Linked DNA regions of Mus musculus: region 1 is linked to region 2. Evidence: chromatin loops called from intact Hi-C (ENCODE). Cell type or tissue: heart. All regions are shown on one strand. Each heading gives the region's core, and the rest is flanking DNA. Links, peaks and the distances in the headings are about the cores only. Region 1 overlaps Frmd8 (FERM domain containing 8). Region 2 holds the start of Ehbp1l1 (EH domain binding protein 1-like 1).

What was found. Peaks named below come from ENCODE experiments on the same cell type or tissue, not always from the same donor. Only the 100,000 strongest peaks of a DNase experiment are listed, where the experiment ranks them.
Region 1: a loop joins it to region 2, with 2.0 times the contacts of the local background. A loop is called at or near these places in 3 of 42 quality-filtered maps.

Annotation. Positions count from the first base shown.
Region 1 is chr19:5,846,249-5,851,611 of GRCm38, forward strand. It overlaps Frmd8 (FERM domain containing 8), which reads right to left. Exons shown (of 11, transcript NM_026169.4): 11 at 4,726-5,363. Among named protein-coding and RNA genes, the nearest start is that of Neat1, 3.5 kb to the left of the region's middle. In heart, for the core only: a CTCF peak has its summit at 3,029 (motif pointing left); DNase peaks (open chromatin) are centred at 483, 763, 1,943, 4,063 and 3 weaker places; H3K4me3 peaks cover 4,147 bases; H3K27ac peaks cover 4,447 bases.
Region 2 is chr19:5,725,745-5,731,107 of GRCm38, forward strand. Ehbp1l1 (EH domain binding protein 1-like 1) reads right to left here and starts at 573. Exons shown (of 19, transcript NM_053252.3): 1 at 173-573. The coding sequence starts at 276. It overlaps Fam89b (family with sequence similarity 89, member B), which reads right to left and starts at 3,922. Exons shown (of 2, transcript NM_181452.2): 1 at 3,493-3,922; 2 at 2,343-3,124. The coding sequence starts at 3,783. The coding sequence ends at 2,846. Znrd2 (zinc ribbon domain containing 2) reads right to left here. Exons shown (of 4, transcript NM_020491.5): 4 at 4,562-4,968. The coding sequence ends at 4,625. In heart, for the core only: CTCF peaks have their summits at 446, 2,265 (motif pointing left) and 3,731; DNase peaks (open chromatin) are centred at 597, 2,107, 3,027, 3,947 and 3 weaker places; H3K4me3 peaks cover 4,806 bases; H3K27ac peaks cover 4,034 bases.

The sequences.
Region 1 (5,363 bases), core at 252-5,251, 120 kb after region 2:
TTTGGGTGTGGTATAGTGAGAAAAAATATTTTTAAGCTGCATTTCTCTGCGACAGTGTATGGTGGAGTTCAAGGCGTGGGTTTAATGACCACTGGGGGAGCCAGGCTGGCTGTCTACTTGGGGTGGGGTCCAGCACAGGTCCAAAAGCAAACGTTGTCCACAAACAAGGGCTTAGTGAGGGTTTTGAAAAGGGGAATTGTCACCGCCCATGTCAGTGAGGAGCTCGGACAGTCTGACAACCCCCCACCCCCACCCCACCCCGCCATGAAGCATCTACTCAGCTCTTCTGCCACCTGCCTCCACATCCCCCCCCCCCCATACTCCCCAAAATAAAAAAGCTGGTTCAAGCACGCAGAATGAAAAAGGCAGCTGGCAGAATTAACTGCCCGGAAGTCTCCTCCCAGGCTCGACACCCACTCTACAAACAAAACCACCCAGTGACAACAGGCTCCCTTAGCAACCCGGAGGAGGGAAGGAGGGGGTTGTTTTCCGGCCTCTAGCATATGGAATCTGCAAGCAAGGCCCGGCCTAGACTGCACCCTCCCGTTCCCGGAAAACTGGTGACTCTCTCTCTCATGTGACCAGCACAGAGGGTGATTATGTGGCAAGTGCTGGCTTGCTCACCGGTTCTTATGCCACGTAGATTCCTGCGCCTCACCCTTCTCCAAGGGCTAACCTAATCAGCCTTTTATTTATCTTTCTTTCTTTTTAATTCCAGAAAGGGTCTCATTTTGTCTCATACTGGCCTGTACTTCTTGGCTCATCCTCCTGCCTCAACCTTTTTAGTGCTGGGATTACATTACCACTATGTCCGCCTGGCATCAGTTCCAAGTGTCGGTGGTGGGTGGCGGTGACTGCCTGCAAGAACAGGGAGTTGCTTGTTAAAATGTTCTAGAATGCCAGGAGGCGGCTATGAAAGCAGGAGGGAGGGAGGGGCTCCCTGTGGCGGGCCTAGCCTGTGGAGTCAGTCTTTTCTGACTTTGAGGTGCTTAGGCAATTGTTCAACCACCTTCAATTTCCCTTCATATTATTCTTCAGTCCCAGGAACAGCTTTTGAGACTTTTTTTTTTTTGAATTAGTAGGAACAGGGTTAATTGGTAACACACCAAGCCTAGGGCTGTGTAAAGCTAGGTCGCCTGGTCACGCACAGATGAAGCATTTGTGTGCTCACAAGTCTGCAGCAGCCCAGGGACTGTCTCCAGTTCTCAAGGGCAAGATGGCAGTGTCAGAGGCTCCTGGCCTTCAAGGACAGTTTTCTTTGGAAACAATGTATTTGAGGGGAGAGGTGAGGAGGCCTTAGGGCCGAGGCTGTGCCCACCCTTCGCTGGTGGACATACCCAGAGTTTCTTCCTTCACACAGAGGACCTCCATCCCACTGAAGGACTAGGGCAGAGCAGCAACTCCCCCAATCAAAAAAGCTGTTCCAGGAGATTGTGGTAAACAGGTCTGTGGGTGGGGCTGAGGGGTGACAGCCAGAGGAGCCTGCCTGGTTTCTAAGGCATGCCCCTTCCCAGCTATGGGATTCTGGGATGGAGGGCAAAGAGCAAAATGGGGTTCTCTTTGTGATGTCCGATTAAAGGGGGAGCACGCTCCAATTTCTTTCTCAGGGACCTGGCAGCCCCCCACTGGCCTCATCTTCTTTGGAAGTCAGCTCAGCCCTGTTGTTTCCAGACCCAGGCAGACTCAGAATTTCCTACAAAATCTCTTGGAATAGAGAGAAGGGACGAAGTGCCCTAAAGGCAGGGCCATGCCAGTATTGCTACCACAAGAGAATATTCTGGAACTCCAGCCCCCATCCTCCATGGATCCAGTTTCTAGGCTGTAGTGTTTTTAGGTTCCCTTGTGCTTCTCCTGGTGCCAGAGGCCCCTCTGCCCGGGCTCCTTCACACTGAGCCCTGAGACATGCGGGTCAGGAAACTGCACAGTCACTGCGCATTGGCAGGAAGCCTTCCCATCCGCACTCACTGCCCTGGCAGGAGCTGGAACCGATAAAGAAGCCCTGCCCCAAATTTGCCAGGCTCTTCTGGTGGGAAGGGGCCCATCTCTCACCCTTCCCCCACTGTTGCAAAAATCTGGAAGTGAACTCTTTTTATGAAAACAGATCTCACCCAGTGGCTCCCTGTCTCCCTACAATCATAAGCTCTTGTAGGCCAGGGCTGCAAAGTCACCTCTCAAGGGAGCTCTAGCAATAAGTCAGTCTGTCCCATCCCTCCCCCAACTTGATTTGTGGGGGCAGGGTTTCTGTCTAGTGTGTCCTAGATCTCTGAGCCCACAGCTCTGGCAAGACGTGGGCACCAGCGTGGATGACTTCAGCTTATATTTTCTAAAGGTCACTCTGAATCCTGCGGGCTCTTGGTAAATATTTGTGGACTGACTCAAACAAGGAGCTCAGCTCTGCTGCAGTGCATGTGAGCCCGAGGACTGGGGTGGTGGCGGCGGCGGCGGGTCGGAGGGTGCTCTGAGGACCAGATGTAAGCAGAAGGGATTTGAGGGGGTGTCCTCAGACAGCAGGAGGGTGCTCAGGTGTGGACCCCTGCCTTTCCTGGGCATTAGGTGGGCTCTGTGTGCTTCTTGTCTCAGAAGCCTTTGGCTGGTGTCCTGGGCGTGTGAAGAACTTCAGCCAGACTTCAGGCCGTGACTTGCAGAATGCAACAGAGATGGTATCAGCCCCCATCCAAAGCTCCCAGGGCTGTGTTTCTGATTTATCCCCGTACTTTGCTGAGCACTTAGCCTGGCCCTGGCCCTAGGGTCTTGGATTCCCGGCTTCTTTGTCCCTCCCCTTCCCGGACCTTTCCCTGAGCTCACCTTTCTGACACCATTTCCTCTTTTCTCAGCCCCCAGTTCTCTGTGCCCAGAGGTGCTCTGGCAGGAGGTAGGAACTGTAGCCCAGCAGACAGGCTTCGTTTACCCTGGGGGTTCAGTAACCTCCATGACCCCTCTGGTGCTTGCTCACAAACGGCCCTGCTTCCTATAGTCCTTGAATTGCATGTCCTTTCCCAGCCTCCCCCCTAGGAACCAGTTCCTGTAGGGCCATCTGCTGGTGTCGTATTTCCCTTCCCCCTCCTCTGGGACCAGCACACAGGTCACTCTTCAATGAGAACATCCTCAGGCTAGGACCTGCTTGCCACCACAGGGACCCCAGCTTGCTCCACACGGGCTCACTAGGCTGTCCTTGAGCCTTCTACAACCTGGCTTTGGTCTGAGTGCCATCCTTGAGCAATCACAGAGGTTGGCCCGGCTTCTGCCAGCTGCACAGTGGGTGGCGTGACACCCCCTTGCTGATCTTGACCTTGTATAGGAGGGCCGTGCTCATTGGCTTAGGGTGTCTGTGACCATTACTGAAACCACCCAAATGCCTGTGACCTGGCAGGTGGCAGGAAACCGAGAGGTCTTAGAGACCTCTTTAGTCTTTCTGTTGTAAATCGTATTTATGTAAAATAATTTAAACTGGGACCAAGCTCCGAGGTATTTAATCCCAGCACTCAGGAGACAGAGGCAGGCAAATCTCTGTGAGTTTGAAGCCAGCCTGGTCTGCAGAACAAGTTCTAAGACAGCAGGGGCTACAAGGAGAACCCCTGTTTTTGTTAAGGGGGAGGGTCAACGGGTTCTCTAGTACTAGGGTGCTTATGCAGCAGTCACGGGGCCCTGGGCTTGCTCCCAGGCATTAAAAGGACAGAAGACTAGGTGAGGGCTCGGTGAGTGGGGAATGAGGGCAGCTGGGAAGAGGAAGGTGCGCAGTGCAAGGCCAGGGGCTGAGACAGCAGCTTCCGTGGGAACCGGGTGGAACACATGAGGTGACTGTCCTCAAGCCCTGCCCACCTCTGGATTTCCCCAAACAGTCCTCCTGGCTTTGAACATTGGGACTGAGTTGACATTTTACAGAAAAACAAACAGTTTCCAAAGCAGAATCCATTTCATGGTCCTGGATCCTGGGGTTCTCATATACCTGGAACCCAGGGGCACGGGGAAGGTTCTGGCCATCAAGAGTGCATGTTCTTGAGTAGGGCTTCTGTCCCTGGAGGTACATTCCGTTCCAGGCGCCACAACTGGGCTGGGCCGGGCCTCAAGTGCTGACTCACGATGCCTGCAGCCCAACAGAAAGAGAGGGCTCAGCTGCCCCCTGCTGGTCACAGCTGGACCTGCTGTTCTGCAGGCTCAGAAATGACTCTCCACCCCTAGGCACTGGACTTGGGGGTGGGGGGAAGGATCTGAACCCAGGTACAGTCCTGGACTGGGTGGAGTGCCAGAGACTTCTGAAGGGCTTCCCAGTCAGGGACAAGGACGGGTAGTGAGAATCTGCCCTGAGATTTACTCTTCCCTCGGGTCCAGGCTGCTCTGGTTTGCAAGGCTCCATCCAGGTCAAACTCAGGCTTTCCTCATGGCCTCTCGGTTCCAGTTACCTTAAAGCTATCACCCCAGAACTCAGGAGGCTGACAGAACCAAGGGTTTAAGGCGAGTATTGGTAACTTATCGAGACCCCCATCTCAAAAGTAAGGGACAGGAGCTGGAGAGATGGCTCAGTGCACTGGCTGCTCTTCCAGAGGTCCTGGATTCAATTCCCAGCAACCTCATGGTGGCTCACAACCATCTGTAATAGAACCGATGCCCTCTTCTGGTGTGTCTAAAGACAGGGACAGTGTACTCACATATATGAAGTAAATAAATAAATCTTAAATAATGAAAAAGACATGTGGCTCCCTTCCTCTGAAAACAGTGAGACTGAACCTGCAACCTCTGGTCTTTATTCCATAGGGCCAAAGCTCCAAACATCGCTGCTGCCACAGCTTGCAGTGGGGGAAGTACAGGTTCCTCCCAGACAGAAGTGAGCCCAAGTCTTCCCAGACCTGGTTCCTATGGAGACCTGGAGACCGGTCCCCAGGAGCTACCAGATGAGATTTTACTGGGGTGAAGACCTGAGGCTATACCATGGGCACACAGGACACGTGTGGTTACCATACTCTGGCTATTCCATATTATAACCATTCCAAAGTGTGCTAGGTGATGATTTTATTAAGTCCAGTGATAGGAAAGACTGGGAACACTCAAGACATTTATTTAGTAAAACAGTGCTCTGTCCTAGAGGGTTAAGGCACATGTGGTAATTAAAAAACTCAAAGGCTCAAATGGAAATGTAGAGTTTGTGTACCTGTGCACACGCATCTGGGCCCCTCACATAATGATCTGAAGCCATCAACAGCAGTCAAGATGACCTAAAGGTTGCCAAGAGTGGGCTGGTAGCTCAGGGAACACACAAGGCTCCTAAAGGGTTAACTACAGTGGCAGGTGACATCATCTTACAGACAATGCCTTATAGTGAGGTCAGCCTTTTCTTTCTCTCTGCTGCCAAAACTTCTGGAGCTCAC
Region 2 (5,363 bases), core at 154-5,153:
ACAACAGGAGTCCCCCCAACCTGCCAGGCACTTCAGTGTCTGGAATACCTAGGATGGGAACCCCTTTAGCCTTTAGACTTGAGAGGATTTTTTTTCCAGGTTCAAACGAGTCAAACTAAGTTGAGTCCCACATCAGTCTTAGGGGACTCCCTCAGGCCCCGCTTCTACTCACCACTTCTTGGTGCACTCCAACACCAGTTCATGGTAACACGCCACAAACTGGAACTTGGCGGCCCGCTTGCCAACCCGCTGCAGGCGCTTCCACACTGAAGTCATGGCCTGAGGAACTCTGCCGGATCTCTTCTCAGGCTTGGGACTCCCTCTTGCCCACCACTGCTGGCTCAGCCAGGGTCCCCATGGTCTCTGGAGCTCTTTTCTTTGTCACCGGATCTGTCCGCCCCGTCCGTGTAGATATGTCTGAGGTTTAGACCTAGGCTGAGTTTGCCCGGGGTCCGCCTGGTGGGCTGGCTGAGTCTGCGGGGCCGTCGCGGCGCGTCGAGCTGGTCTCAGCTCAAGAGTAGCGAGCGCGCCGTTTCCTGGAGCCGCACCCCCCCCCCTCGCCCCGCGTCCGAAGGCGGGCGGGGCTGCAGCGCGGGGCGGGGCGACCCTGCTTCCGGGATCTAGCGTCCGGACTTGGACACCCGGGTACCCGGTTCGGGGGTGGAAGGAATGAGTACCGATCGCAAAGCCGGTTTGATGGGCGCCCGCGAGTCAAATGGGGTTAGGGTGACGTGTGAGCTCCAAGAGGTGGCAGCCCTCAACTTGGTGCCACCCTCCAAAAGAGCTGCCTCTGCTGTCTCCCTTATATCTGCAACCTTGGTACTGGTTGGTACCCCATTTCCCAAGCTTGTAAAGTAGAGACCTAGAAAGGAAAAGAACCGTCCACTGAGCCAGAGTTAACGGTTCTTAACTCTGGGGTGGGAGATTCTTGTTAGCACCCATGCAGAGCCCCAGAGCCAGCCTTGGTGAGATATACCTAGAGTCTCCAAACCTGACTCCTCATATGGCACAAGGGAAAACAATCCTCACATCTCACAAGCAGTGAAAGGTTCTGTCTGTCTGTCTGTCTGGTGCCCCCCCCCCCCCCGAGACAGGGTTTTTCTGTCCTGGAACTCACTTTGTAGATCAGGCTGGCCTCAAACTCACTAGTTTTTACTAAAGAGTGCCACCCTGAACAAAGCACACACTCTGCGCCTCAGTTTTGAAGTCTGTTAAATGGGGCCAATTACAGTTCTATCTTTTATGTATGTCATTGAAGTCTGAAGATGGGGAAAGCGGTTGGCTTAGGGCTGGGCTGATTTTGTCTCATTACGCGCAATCCGTTATCAGAACTAGAGAAAATATGTACATGGGTGGTTTTTGCTCCTCCCCTGGGAAGTCCCTGGGGCGTTAGCTGCTGTGTTAACACCTAGATTAGACTCCTTATCGCTCACACATCCAATTCACACTGTAATGAGCCTTGCAAGGTGTTTTATACCCAGCTAGAGAGATGGCCTGGAGCAACACATCAACGTGTCACCTGCCTGGTAACCCTCAATTTGGTTAGGATGTCTGGTCTTGCAGGCGTGTTAGCCTATCGGCATCTTCAGCAGGCAAGTGACTATGGTAGGAGGTGGGGATGAGGATGCTTGGGTGCAACTTTGAGAATGTGCAGGCTTATTCCTGTGGGCTGAACACCCAGTTTTGTCTATCATATCGCTGTGGTCCTCTGCTTCCTCTCTACGGAAGCAGTTTATGTGCAACCCTACAGGTCCTTCGTGCTGTCTCGGGGTAGGCTGGGTGCTCTGAGACTGCAGCACAGGGGCCTGAGCCAGGCGAAACGATGCTCTGAGCCCGGCTGCCATCTCCCTCCCTTCCAAGGCTTGTCTACAAACTGAAACTTGTTTACTCCTTTCGGCCTCCACACCCCTCCTTCCCAGCAATCCCTACAGCTCACGGGGCACCAACTCTAAGACTCTTCTTGGACCTTTCCCTATTCATGGGGATGGGCCCCTGGGTCAGGCAGCTCCGGCCCACCCATTTCCTGTGCCAACTCCTCCCAGCACGGGAGGTGGAAAGTTTCTCTCCTCAAGATGGGCGGCTCCTTCCTTCCCAAAAGGCTCAAAGCAAGGCGGAAGGGCATGCTGGGTTCGAAAACGTAGAGCCCAAGGGGAAAAGACTTGACCGCTTTCATATTGCTGCAGGGCCAGCTTCCAACCTTGCCCGCAAGAGGGAAGATTCGCATCTCACGCCCATTAAGCCTTTCGCTAGGGGGTCTTGGGCGCCACCTGCCGGCAGAACGTAGACTACACTTGCCAGAAAACTATTCCCCAACCCAGTACCAATTAACCAGGCAATCACAATACAATGCTGAAATTATTTATTTTCCCGCCCAGGAACTGGCCGCTAAACTTAAATATCCAGCATAAAGACCTTAGCCTTTCTGGTCGTGGGTGGCTACAGAGGTGGGTTCTGGAGCCCTTGTCCCAGGCAATGAACCCCTGGGGCCACTGGTAGGGATGCCGCTGAGCCAGCAGCTGCAAGAGGCAGCAAAAGACGAAAAAGAGATGAGAGCTAGGCACTCATCCCAGTCCCAGAGATGCAAACGGGAGTGCAAGACGCTTTGGGCCCCACAGTCAGACTAAGGGCTGGCCAAGCTAGGGTGCACACATGTGGGAGAAGTGGAAGCCCAGGACACTGGGCACAGGCTGCAATCTTGACCGCTTTGCCTGATGGGTATAATGCCTTGCCCTCCTGAAGTGAGGTGAGGTGGTACCGGTAAAAGAGCAGGCACTGTAGACTAAGGACTTGCTGAAGGGCAAGTTTTGAGCCTTTTGTATGGGTGCGTTCCTATCCACCTCAGCTTTCAAAGGCTGATTTGGAAAGCATCCTGCAACCACTGGTCACGGGCATTGTGAGTCTGGGGTACGGTGAGGGGTGGAGGGTCTGGGGGCAGGCTGGCATCAGGAGGCTCCTCGTCATCAGACAGGCCGGCATCAGGTGGGTAGGAGCTGTCCGAGTGCAGAGAGGATGACAGGTCCTGGCACAAGCTCAGGTCTTGGCACAGATGCTTGTAGTCCTGGATCGACTCGTACAGGCCCCACAGCTGGCACAACAGGGACATATCCAGCTGTCGCAGCCCCACCTACAGACAACTGACAGTGGGCTGGAGTTGGGGGTCCGGGCCACCCCCAGAATTCCCACCGTGGACGACAACCCTATCCAATCTTCCTGCACCTTTAAGTGAAAGTTCTGAGAACAGATGGTACTTGCCAACTGTGAAACCTTCCAGCCAGTCCTTGGCCCTCATTTATACAATGGGGTAACATTGTCCAGCAAGATGAAATCAGGCAAGTTTTTAAAAATGCAACAATTGCTACACATTACTATCAGTGCTGTCCTAAAGCCCCGTGACCAGATGCTTCCTGCTGGACCTGAGATGAGGAAGCGGATCCCAGACTTATTTCTGCCCTCTTCAGAGCTACTACCCTGGCGAGGCGCCCACCTACTCACCATCTCCTTGCGCAGCGCGGCTAGTGCAGAGTCGAGGTTAACCGGGCGGCGCGGGCCCGCTGCAGAACCTGAGTTAGCAGATCCAGCGGCATGGCGAGGACCATCCGGGGCGCGGGCGGCACGACTCAGTTCGTCGTGGATGCGGCTCCGTTGGCTGTAGACACGCTCCAGCTCCCTCCACGAGCCCCCACTAGCGTTAAGAAGGCCGCTGAGGCCGCGCGGTAGCGGCGGGAGCCCGGCCAGAGCGCAGCCCGCGCCGCCCGGCGCCTCAGTCGCGGGCAGCCCGTTCATAGCCAGGCAGGCGTGGACCACGATGCCGCCTGGACCCCTCTTACGTTTTCAGCGGGCTGTTGCCCAGAGAACCAGCTCTCCGTGGCCCGGTCTCCGGAGAGATCTCAGCCACCGCCCGCAGGCCGTGCTTTGTTCCGTCCCCGACTCCTAGGACTCCGCCTATGCTCCACCCCCCTGCATGGGCGGGGCCTCTCTTAACGCGGCGATGACCCTGGAGCGAAAAACCCATCAAAGAACTGGATGGGACAGGGGAGGCCGAAAGGGTCAGAAACGGTTTTTTGGCGACCTTTTGCTGCCTCATTCCTATACAATGTGTCCTCTCCCAAGGGAAGGATTCTAAAAGCACGGGGATGTGGGAGGCCCGAGTCTGGGGTAGGAAGGTAAGACTGTGCCTGACTCTTACAGTGCATCACTGCCCCTCCCCACAATTTGTCAACATCCTAGCAGCCAGAAGATGGAGAAAGATGGTAGAGTCAGGATGGTTAAAGGAAGGAAAGGAAGCCACCAAAGGGACTGAAACTTCAAATGGCACTCAAGTGGAGGAAAGGGGGTACTGGGTCAGAGACAATGATTAGTGGCCCAGCCTTTGGGAAGACTGAGGTCAGTCCTTGGAATAAGGTGTCACTTATCCCTCTGCCATTTACTTCTTGTCCTGAATGCAGAACTTCACCATTCAGGTAGAAAAGACCATGGAAAGGTGAGATGCCAAAAGCAAGGAAAACCATCGAGGAGAACTGGGGCTCACATGCACACTCAGAACCAAGAAAGAACAAACCACGCGGAGGAAAAACTGTTTTTCTGGAGGGTTTTTCTCAGGGGAACAGGGATCAGGATAGAGGTCTCAGTGATCCAGCTGTTTCAGGCTGCCTAGGGCCTCGGCGCAAGCCCGGATAAGCCCACAGAGCTGGATACTAGTCTCCAAGGAGGTGCTAGAGCCCAGCTCGACTGACGCCCAGGTTAGCTTCTGCAGGAGGGCCGTCTGTGTGGAAGCCACCGCGTCCGTATTTGGAGGTGCAGCCGGAAGAGGAGGCGCCTGGGCTGCCTTGAGCCCGGCTGCTGCGCCTTCACAGTGCTCTGGACGGGGTACTGGTGGCTGGGATGGGGGCCGAGAGCTCGAGGCAGGCTCTGTAGATGAGGCCAGCTGGTGTTCCCGAGCTTGAGAGAGCGCCGCCTGTGCATTCAGTGCTAGAACAAGAAAAGTGGTGGAAGAGTGAGGGTGCCCCGTCCGCCTCTCCCGAGTCATGTGCTCTTTACTGATGTCCCTGAGCTGCTGGTGTTTTCTGCCTAAGCCAATCCCATCTCATCTCTACTCTTCTTTCTCCTTACACATGCTTGCCAAACACTGCCCCACTGATTTACACTTGAGGTCCAGTTGCTTGACAGATGGCCTGGCCTCATCTATGCATCAAGTCTATTCCTGTAAACTGGGATGCCCGCCCTTCAGTGGTAAAATGCCTGTCCAACATGCACAAGCACCCAGGGTTGCACGTGCACTCTACAACGTAGGATGACTATTTTGCTAGGACTCTCCCCACGGTGTCAGAAACAAAAGGCTGATGGTCTTTCTTGAATGAAACACC